Regions from separate parts of the Homo sapiens genome. Here region 1 is linked to region 2. A link is an interaction called in ENCODE POLR2A ChIA-PET data of the cell type or tissue named here. Cell type or tissue: endothelial cell of umbilical vein. All regions are shown on one strand. Region 1 has its middle 30 kb from the start of CHST14. Region 2 overlaps RAD51 (RAD51 recombinase).

What was found. Peaks named below come from ENCODE experiments on the same cell type or tissue, not always from the same donor. Only the 100,000 strongest peaks of a DNase experiment are listed, where the experiment ranks them.
Region 1: POLR2A ChIA-PET joins it to region 2 with 6 read pairs; 4 of 35 experiments call an interaction of 5 or more read pairs at or near these places.

Annotation. Positions count from the first base shown.
Region 1 is chr15:40,498,866-40,503,865 of GRCh38, reverse strand. No RefSeq gene overlaps it. Among named protein-coding and RNA genes, the nearest start is that of CHST14, 30 kb to the right of the region's middle. In endothelial cell of umbilical vein, no CTCF peak of the experiment used is centred here; a DNase peak (open chromatin) is centred at 3,095; H3K27me3 peaks cover 414 bases.
Region 2 is chr15:40,728,824-40,733,823 of GRCh38, reverse strand. RAD51 (RAD51 recombinase) reads right to left here. Exons shown (of 10, transcript NM_002875.5): 7 at 5,000; 8 at 4,190-4,319; 9 at 3,850-3,971; 10 at 1,484-2,769. The coding sequence ends at 2,646. Among named protein-coding and RNA genes, the nearest start is that of RMDN3, 24 kb to the left of the region's middle. In endothelial cell of umbilical vein, no CTCF peak of the experiment used is centred here; a DNase peak (open chromatin) is centred at 2,573; H3K27ac peaks cover 725 bases.

The DNA.
Region 1 (5,000 bases), 230 kb after region 2:
ACATACAATAAATAAGCATATGATATGATAATATGATCCAAGGTGACTTTTTTTTTGAGACAGGGTCTTATTCCATCACTCAGGCTGCAGTGCAGTGGCACGATCATGGCTTACTGCAGCCTTGACCTTCCCAGGCTCAGGTGATCCTCCTGCCTCAGCCTCCCAAGTAGGTGGAGTAGCTGGGACTATAGGCACATGCCACCACGCCTGGCTAATTTTTTTGTTTTTTGTAGAGATGGGGTTTTGCCATGTTGCCCAGGTTGGTCTCAAACTCCTGTGCCCAAAGCAATCCACCCACCTCAGCCTCCCAAAGTGTTGAGATTACAGGCGTGAGCCGGCTGTTACTGCCTTTTTAAACAAATGTCCATCTTCAGATTTTTAAAAGATACTTTTCTTTATTATGTTCTAATTAACATAAAAAACAAATTTAATTCCTTAGCCAATCACCAGATTCAGAGCTGGATAGCAGATTCAGAACTAAAGACATGGGGACACCTCAATTTAGAGGACATTTTTATCAAATGCACTCATTTCACATCAAAGAAAGAAGTATCCATGAAGAGGATTGATGCCTATAACATATGCAAAACTTAAATATTTTAGAACAGAAGACTCAAAGCACAATCATAACAAACTGGATCCACTTAAATCCATCAAAAATCAATACATATCTAGCAGGTGCCTGCTGTGGTAAGGCACTGCTAGGCACTGTGGGGAATATAAAGAAATGAGAGGTCATTGTTCATGTTTACCCTTTCACATTTTACATAAATTTGCACATAATCATATGACATATGACAATGTGGGTGGTAAGCCATCTTTCCAAGGTTTTCAGCTAGCAAGTCATCTAGAAACTTTGGCCAGGAGAGAGCAAATACGAACAACCATGATTTTTGTTAATAAAATTGAGAGGAAAACAGTTGATACTTACTAATTTTAAGAGCAATAAGGAGACCAGACTACAGCCTCCTTCATATGGAATCTTCTTGCCCTGTCTTTGCATCTGCCCTCCAATTCAGTGAATGGATGTGGAGATTGGTCATCTTGCCACTCCTTCATCCTCCTATGCCTCCTCATTCCATCTTGGGGGTACACTTTTATGACTACTGCCTTTGGTGCAATAAATGATTACACACTCTTTTATTATCCCTATTTTATGCAATGTGTTTTAAGTGTTATTTAATGTGTTTAGGGGCAGTAATGGTAGGTAAGTTGGATGGTGAAGTCTGGAATACAACTCAACATTTTGCATTCATCCTTATAGAAATAATTTCCATGTATAAGTTGTAGCAGAGGACAGATGCGGTGGCTCACACCTGTAAAGCCAGCACTTTGGGAGGCCGAGGCGGGCAGATCACCTGAGGTCAGGAGTTCAAGACCAGCCTGGCCAACATGGTGAAACCCCATCTCTACTAAAAATACAAAAAATTAGCCAGACGCAGTGGCACGTGTCTGTGGTCCCAGCTGCTCAGAAGGCTGAGGCAGGAGAATTGCTTGAACCTGGGAGACGGAAGCTGCGGTGAGCCGAGATTGTGCCCACTGCACTCCAGCGTGGGCAACAGAGTGAGACTTCAACTCAAAAAAAAAAAAAAAAAAAGTTGTAGCAGGGATGGACAGCTGTTTACCAGACTTCATGCTTTTCTTTGTAGTGTAGTGTATTGCTAGGAAAAAGCTTCCCATCCAGGAACTGTCTTTCCAGCTCCCTTTGTGTCTAGGTGGGACCAAGTGATAAATTCACATGATGGAATATGAACAGAAGTAATTGTGTACCACTTGCAGGCCAGTTTAAAGAAATATGGGCCAGGCATGGTGGCTCACACCTGTAAACCCAGCATTTTGGGAGGCCGAGGCGGGCGGATCACAAGGTCAGGAGTTTGAGACCAGCCTAGCCAATATGGTGAAACCCCGTCTTTACTAAAAATACGAAAATTAGCCTGGCGTGCTGGCGGGCGCCTGTAGTCCCAGCTACTTGGGAAGCTGAGGCAGGAGAATCACTTGAACCCAGAAGGCAGAGGTTGCAGTGAGCCGAGATCATGCCACTGCACTCCAGCCTCGGCAACAGAGCGAAACTCCATCTCAAAAAAAAAAAAAAAAGGAACACGTGTACCTTCTCCAAGTTCTCTCTTTGCTGATTGGCTGCATGGATGACAAAGCCAAGGGGATAATGAAGCTGTGTGATGAGGAATCACCTAGGCATGAATCACCAGAGGAGGAAAGGCACAAGGCACCCAACTGACCAGTAATATTAGCACTGGATTGTTACGGGTAGTAGAAATAAGCTTGTTATATTAAACCTGTTATATGTTGGGATTATGTGTTACAATAGCTAGTGTTACCCACGAAAGAAAACAAAAAATCCTTTCATTGTAAATTGCATTTTCTTGGAATTTAACTTCAATATGGAATGTAGACCAGTCCTCTATTTCAGGTATGTAAATTTGGGCCTTCTGTCCTTATGGAGATTATAATTTAGTTAACTATCTTTAGCCATGTCGTCTTTTATCATTTAGTGACCTGAAGGAATTACAGAAAGTCTAAAATGAAATTTGCATAAAAACATAAGGTAGAAAGGGATAGTATTATGTTCATTGAGAAAATCAGGATCCAAGAGTATCCAGGCTGGAATGATGGGTCAAATAAGAACACAAACTTTACGCATGCCTTAAAATGATATGCTTTCACAGATAGTGGTTTGAAACAGTAATGATTCAGGCATTATTTTGAATTGGAAGATACAACATTTGATGAGTAATGTGGGGGGAGGGAGGGAATTATTTCCACCATGTGCAAGGAAAAAGTGATTCTGTGCTCCACAAGATGAAGGTTATTCTCCAGTTACCTGAATAAAGTATGTGGGTCAGAATGTTTTAAATTGTCATTTATATATTTGAACGGGTTAATTTCTCCAGACATAGGGACTTCTGTCTCCTTGGAAGACTCTGTGTATTTGAAAAACGACAATAAAATACATACGAGAAAGACTGGATTCAAAAGATGAATACTTATAATCTTTTTATATACTAAAACTCACATTTATAGAAAAATGGTGACTCATTCTATGGCAGACTCAGTCTAGGTGATGACCTCAGTGATGAAATAGAATATTGTTCTGAGTGAAATTACCATAACAATAATAAATCATATTTATAGGGCTCCAGAGCAGTGCTGTACAATAGAAATGTAATGTGAGTCACATATATAATTTTAAATTTCTAGTAATCACATTTAAAAAGTAAAAAGGAACAGGTGAAATTAATTTTAGTAATGTATTTTATTTAACCCAGTATATCCAAAATATTATCGTTTCAACATGTATTCAATACAGAAAAACTGAGAAATTTTACATTTTTTCCCACTAAGTATTCAAAATCCAGTGTATTTTTTACACTTATAAAACATCTCAATTCAGACTAGCCATATTCCAAGTTCAATAGCTACATGTGGCTAATGGCTGCTGTATCAGACAGTATAGTTCTAAAGTATTCATCCACAGTTTCATTTAATCTTTGCAGAAATATTTTGCCATAGGTATTATTATTCACATTTTGCACATAATGTTTTCACAGAAATAAGGTAAAGACACACAGCCATAATGGAAGAGCAAGGGCTTGAATGCAACTTAGCTGATAACCAGTGTATCCCAAGGTTACGTGGATTGATGTCAAGTCCAACAGAACTAGCTTCAAATCCTGGCTCTGACATTTATTAGCTGTGTTACCTCAGGCACATTTTTTCACTCTGACACATGGTTTCATTATGGAAAATGTTGATAAGAACCCTAATTGGCCAGGTGAGTGGTTCTCATCTGTAATCCCAGGGACTCAGAAGGCTGAAGCAGGAGAATCACTTGTGCCCAGGAGTTTGAGACCGGCCTGGGCAACATAGCAAGACCTGTCTCTACAATAATTTTTAAAAAAAGGCTGGGCGCGGTGGCTCACGCCTGTAATCCCAGCACTTTGGGAGGCTGAGATGGGCGGATCACCTGAGGTCAGGAGTTGGAGACCAGCCTGGCCAACATGGTGAAACCCCGTCTCTACTAAAAATTTAAAAATTAGCCAGGTGTGATGGTGCACGCCTGTAATTCCAGCTTTTTGTGAGGCTGAGACAGGAGAATTGCTTGAACCCAGAAGGTAGAGGTTGCAGTGAGCCGAGATCACACCACTTCACTCCAGCCTGGGTGACAGAGTAAGACTCTGTCTCAGAAAAAAACCCCAAAAAACAAAAAACTTAGCTGGACATGATGACATACACGTGTAGTCCCAGTTACTCGGGAGGCTGAGGTGGGAGGATGATTTGAGCCCAGGAGTTTGAGACCACATGAGCTATCATCACACCACTGCATTCCAGCTTGGGTGACAAAGACCCTGTCTCTAAAAAAGAAAAAAGAGAAAGAAAAAAAAAAACCTCATAGATTACTGTGGGGTTAAATGGGATCATGCATGCAAAGTGCTCAGCACAGCACCTGCCCCTGGCCAGTGCTCCATGGAAGTGAATGGTTATTGCCTTGGCAACAAGACCCTTTCCACCTTCACACGCTGCTTCCCAGGAGCTTCTCCTTCCATTCCACAAGGGTTCTTTCTCACTATGTGCCAAGAACCAATGTACTGGATGATGGTTCTGACTCCAAGTCTAGCCTCATCCTTCGCATCACAACTGCTTTGTTGTCGTTTTTGGTTAACATATTATCATCTGCCAGTAGCATACAGTATGATGACTTGACAAACTACAAAGCAAACCCAGAAATACGTGAAATCAAACCATACAGTCCAATTCTGAGACCCCCTCCAAAGAGCCCCCTCATGACTTTGGGGATTGCAGGAATACGTGCCACTCAGTGCTCAAACTGCCTGCATCCCTTCTTCAAGCCCTCTGCAATCTGCAAAAGTGAAGGGGGGGAAGCAGTATCCCTAAGCAGGGGCTGGGCATCCTCACAGCCTCCTCCCTGCCTGGCACTGGTATCCTCACCTATCTGCAGTGTGGTAACACGACCCTTTTCCCCC
Region 2 (5,000 bases):
ACCTTGGCCCCCCAAAGTGCTGGGATTATAGGCATGAGCCACCATGCCTGGCCTCCTTATATGTATTAATATCTCATAACATCATGTTGTATACCTTAAATATACAATAAACTAATGTAACAAACAGGAAAACGTTTTGGGTGGGTCACTGAGCACTTTGGGTAAGATCTGGATTGGAAGTCCTAACTAGTGAAAAGAGGTAAAGGGGAAAAAAAGAGTCCCATAAACTCCATTTGGCATCTGGCTTCCAGGGACATTGACAATGCTACTTTTCAATCTGATTTTTTTTGAGACAGGGCCTTGCTTTCTCACCCATGCTGCAGTGCAGTGGTGTGATCAGGGCTCACTGCAGCTGCTACCTCCCGGCCTCAAGGGATCCTCCCACCTCAGCCACCGGAGTAGCTAGGGACTACAAGTGCGTCCCACCATGCCCAAATAATTTTTTAATTTCTAAATTTTTTGTACAGGGTTTCACCATGTTGCCCAGGCTGACCTCAAACTCCTGATTCAAGTGGTCTACCCACTTTGGCCTCCCTAAGCATTGGGATTACAGATGTGAGCCACCGCACCTGGCCCAGTCCCTGATTTATTTATTTATTTATTTATTTAGAGACGGAGTTTCGCTCTTGTTGCCCAGGCTGGAGTGCAATGGCGCAATCTCGGCTCACCGCACCCTCCGCCTCCCAGGTTCAAGCGATTCTCCTGCCTCAGCCTCTCCAGTAGCTGGGATTACAGGAATGCACCACCATGCCCAGCTAATTTTGTATTTTTAGTAAAGACGGGGTTTCTCCATGTTGAGGCTGGTCTCGAATTCCTGACCTCAGGTGATCCACCCACCTCGACCTCCCAAAGTACTCACACCTGTGATCCCAGAACTTTGGGAGGCCGAGGTGGGCGGATTACCTGAGGTCAGGAGTTCAAGATCAGCCTGGTCAAAATAGTGAAAAACTTCTCTACCGAAAATAAAAAAATTTGTCAGGCGTGGTGGCACGTGCCTGTAATCCCAGCTACTCGGGAGTCTGAGGCAGGAGAATTGCTTGAACCTGGGAGGTGAAGGTTGTAGTGAGTTGTGCTACTGCACTCCAGCCTGGGCAACAGAGTGAGAGACGGTCTCAAAAAAGACTAGAACGGCTTTTAAAACAAAGCATTGTAGAGCTATGTGTGGTGGTTCGTGCCTGTAATCCCAACACTTTGGGAGGCCAAGGCCGGCAGATCACTGAGATCAGGCGTTCGAGACCAGTCTGGCCAACATGGTGAAACCCCATCTCGATTAAAAATACAAAAATCAGCAGGGCGTGGTGGCGGGCGCCTGTTGTCTCAGCTACTTGGGAGGCTGAGGCTGGAGAATTGCTTGAACCCAGGAGGTGGAGGTTGTGGTGAGCCGAGATCACGCCATTGCACTCCAGCCTGGGCAACAAGAATGAAACTCCATCTCAAAAACAAAAAAAAAAAAAAAAGGAAAGGGGGGCCACAAGGCAACCCATGGTATGTCTTTCTTTTATTTTTCCATTAGCTTTTAAGCACAATCATCTGCAAGTGGGACTTTCCTTTCTGGTTTCAAATCTTGAAGCAACAGAAACTGATCACCCCTATACAGTGCCAAAAAGATTATGGAAACCCTGTCTTGAAATAGCTTGCACTGCAATAATTGCTATAAACAGCACATTCACTACTAATAACTACTTTATTAGAAGCCTCACAATCAAATCTGTTTACTTACCCTCTGAAATGTTTCTTGTTTGAAACATGGTCTCACTCTGTCACCCTGGCTGGAATGCAGCAGTGCAATCTCGACTCACTGCAACTTCCACCTTCCAGGCTTAAGTGATTCTCCCACCTCAGGCTATCGAGTAGCTGGGACTACAGGCACGTGTAACAGTGTGTCCAGATTAAGTTCTGCATTTTTTGTAGAGATGGGATTTCACCACCTTGGCCAAGCTGGACTTAAAACTCCTGGGCTCAAGCGATCCACCTGCCTCGGCCTCCCAAAGTGCTGGGAGTACAGGCGCAAGACACCACACTGGCCTGAAATGCTTTAAGACTCTAGGATTATCTTGAGTTAGTCTTAGCAATGAAAGACCAAGCAGGTAGATGGTGAAGGGCTAATGGCCTAGTAGGTTTGGCACAAGACTCCATAACCAAAACCTTACACAAGATCATTCAGACAGACAACTTAAAAACCTGCTTGAGAGTTTTACTGACAGAAAAAAAGAATCTGTGCAGACCCATTCCCTTTGCTACATAGCTGAGGCATTTTATTTTACCATTAATTTAGAAGTGAGAGAAGGGTCAGGTCTCTCCAGCTTTAGTTCTCTTGGAAACATAAGATTGTCCAGTAGACAGCTTGTTAAACCCAAGTCATTCCTAAGGCACCATGTCAAAGATACTTCATACCCCTCCTCCAAAACCAAAGAAAACACACAGAGATTAATACACTACAGAAGGAATAAACATTTTAGATCAGTTTGTGACTACTGACCTGTCTCCTGTTTATACCATCAGAAAAGCTGATATAATAGCTGTTTTCCCGGAAGCTTTATCCTGGCAGTCACAACAGGAAGAGGCCTGTAGAGAACCCCAGGGAGCAGTGCACTCTCATTAGGCTGCAGCACTTAAGGTTTTTAACAGAGGAAAAACCCAATGATTCAGTCTTTGGCATCTCCCACTCCATCTGCATTAATGGCGAACATAGCTTCAGCTTCAGGAAGACAGGGAGAGTCGTAGATTTTGCAGATTCTGGTTTCCCCTCTTCCTTTCCTCAGATACAATCTGACCCAAAGACACAGACCAAAGCACCAATTTATTATAATTAAACAATTCCGTTCCTGACTTTGTAACAGAGCTGAAAATTTTTTAGACATATATTCTTCCTAGAAGGACCCTGGGAATGTTTCTGTACTGTTTTCCTTAGTGCATTTCCAACCTGGCAGAATCCATTTTTGCCCTGGCCCCTCTCAGTGGATTGTCCATATTGAAACAAACATTAAAAAAAGAAAAATTTAGGCCGGGCATGGTGGCTCACGCCTGTAATCCCAGCACTTTGGGAGGCTGAGTTGGGCAGATCACGAGGTCAGGAGATCGAGACCATCCTGGCTAACACTGTGAAACCCCATCTCTACTAAAAATACAAAAAAATTAGCCAGGTGTGGTGGCGGGTGCCTGTAGTCCCAGCTATTCGGGAGGCTGAGGCAGGAGAATGGTGTGAACCCGGGAGGCGGAGCTTGCAGTGAGCCGAGATCGTGCCACTGCACTCCAGCCTGGGTGACACAGCGAGACTCCATCTCAAAAAAAAAAAAAAAAAAAGAAAAAAAATTTTTTCAAGACAGTGTCCTGCTCTTTTGCCAGGCTGGAGTGCAGTGATGTGTGATCATAGCTCAATACAGCCTCGAATTCCTATGCTCAACTGATCCTCCTGCCTCAGTCTCCTGGGTAGCTAAGACTACAGGCACACGCCACCACACCAGCTACTTTTTTTTGTAGAGACAGAGGCCTCACTTTGTTGCCCTTACTAGTGTCGAATTCCTGGCCTCAAACCATCCTATCACCTTGGCCTCCCAAAGTGTTGGGATTACCAGTGTGAGCCACTGTGCCCAGCCCAAACATTTTTTAAATAACAGGGGAGAGGCATATCAATTACTCATATTCATTCTTCCACACTTGTGGGTTTTTAATTCTTTTATGAACTAAAACATCTATACCAACGAGAGCATGTTAATTAGATTAGCAAGAGTTCCTAAGTGTCTATACAACAGTAGCTTTAACAGGGCTTAAATGAAAATGTTATATCTTCATGTCTTCACAGTTAATATGACATTCCGAAAAGAAGAACTGATCCCATCAACACCTTACCTGGTTGTTGATGCATGGGCGATGATATTTCCTCCAATAGGTTTTTTGGGATCAGCAGCAAACATCGCTGCTCCATCCACTTGAGCTACCACCTGATTAGTGATTACCACTGCTACACCAAACTGATGGGGAAAGGATAAATGTCAATTTTGTGGCCATAGACACTCCAAAAGCCTTAATGCTGCCACCACTTTCCCCCACAAAATAACGAATAACTAATGTCTCTCTTCTTCCTAAGAGCTTGATGATCTCAGGCACTGATGTCTTAGCCTCCTAGCAAGGCTCCTGGAATTCACAGCCACTGAAAGTAGGCATTCTCTGTCCCTATCCCACAACTTACCTCATCAGCGAGTCGCAGAAGCATCCGCAGAAACCTGGCCAAGTGCATCTGCCTGGCTGAAAGCTCACCTCGACCCGAGTAGTCTGTTCTGTAAAGGGCGGTGGCACTGTCTACAATAAGCAGTGCATACCTACAGGAAACAAGGATTCTCTGAAGCCTATTTCTAGCCTGTGTCAGATTCTGGTCCCTTCCTTACCACCCTAAAATCTCATATTCATAGTTTTTCCTGTATACAGATTTTTTTTTTTTTTTTTTTTTTTTTGAGATGGAGTCTAGCTCTGTCGCCCAGGCTGGAGTGCAGTGGGGCATTCTTGGCTCACTGCAAGCTCTGCCTCCCGGGTTCACTCCATTCTCCTGCTTCAGCCTCCGGAGTAGCTGGGACTACAGGCGCCCGCCACCACACCCAGCTAATTTTTTTGTATTTTTTTAGTAGAGACGGATTCACCGTGTTAGCCAGGATGTTCTCGATCTCCTGACCTTGTGATCCACCCGCCTTGGCCTCCCAAAGTGCTGGGATTACAGGCTTGAGCCACCGCGCCCGGCCTGTATATAGATGTTTTATTAAAATATTTGCACAGTACTAACATCTGAGGCACCGTTTAACAAGATTTCCAGCAAGTTCAAGTAGATTATGGTTTCATTTTTAATAGTGACTTGACCTAAACTACAAAGCAAGAGTGTCAACACAGGAATTATACTTAAACCTCCTCATTTCTAATTCAAACTACTATCAATCTGGCCAAATAGCCATTACAAGATTCAGGGAAGGACTCTTAAGAACATATTTGGTGTCTTATACTGAACACATACC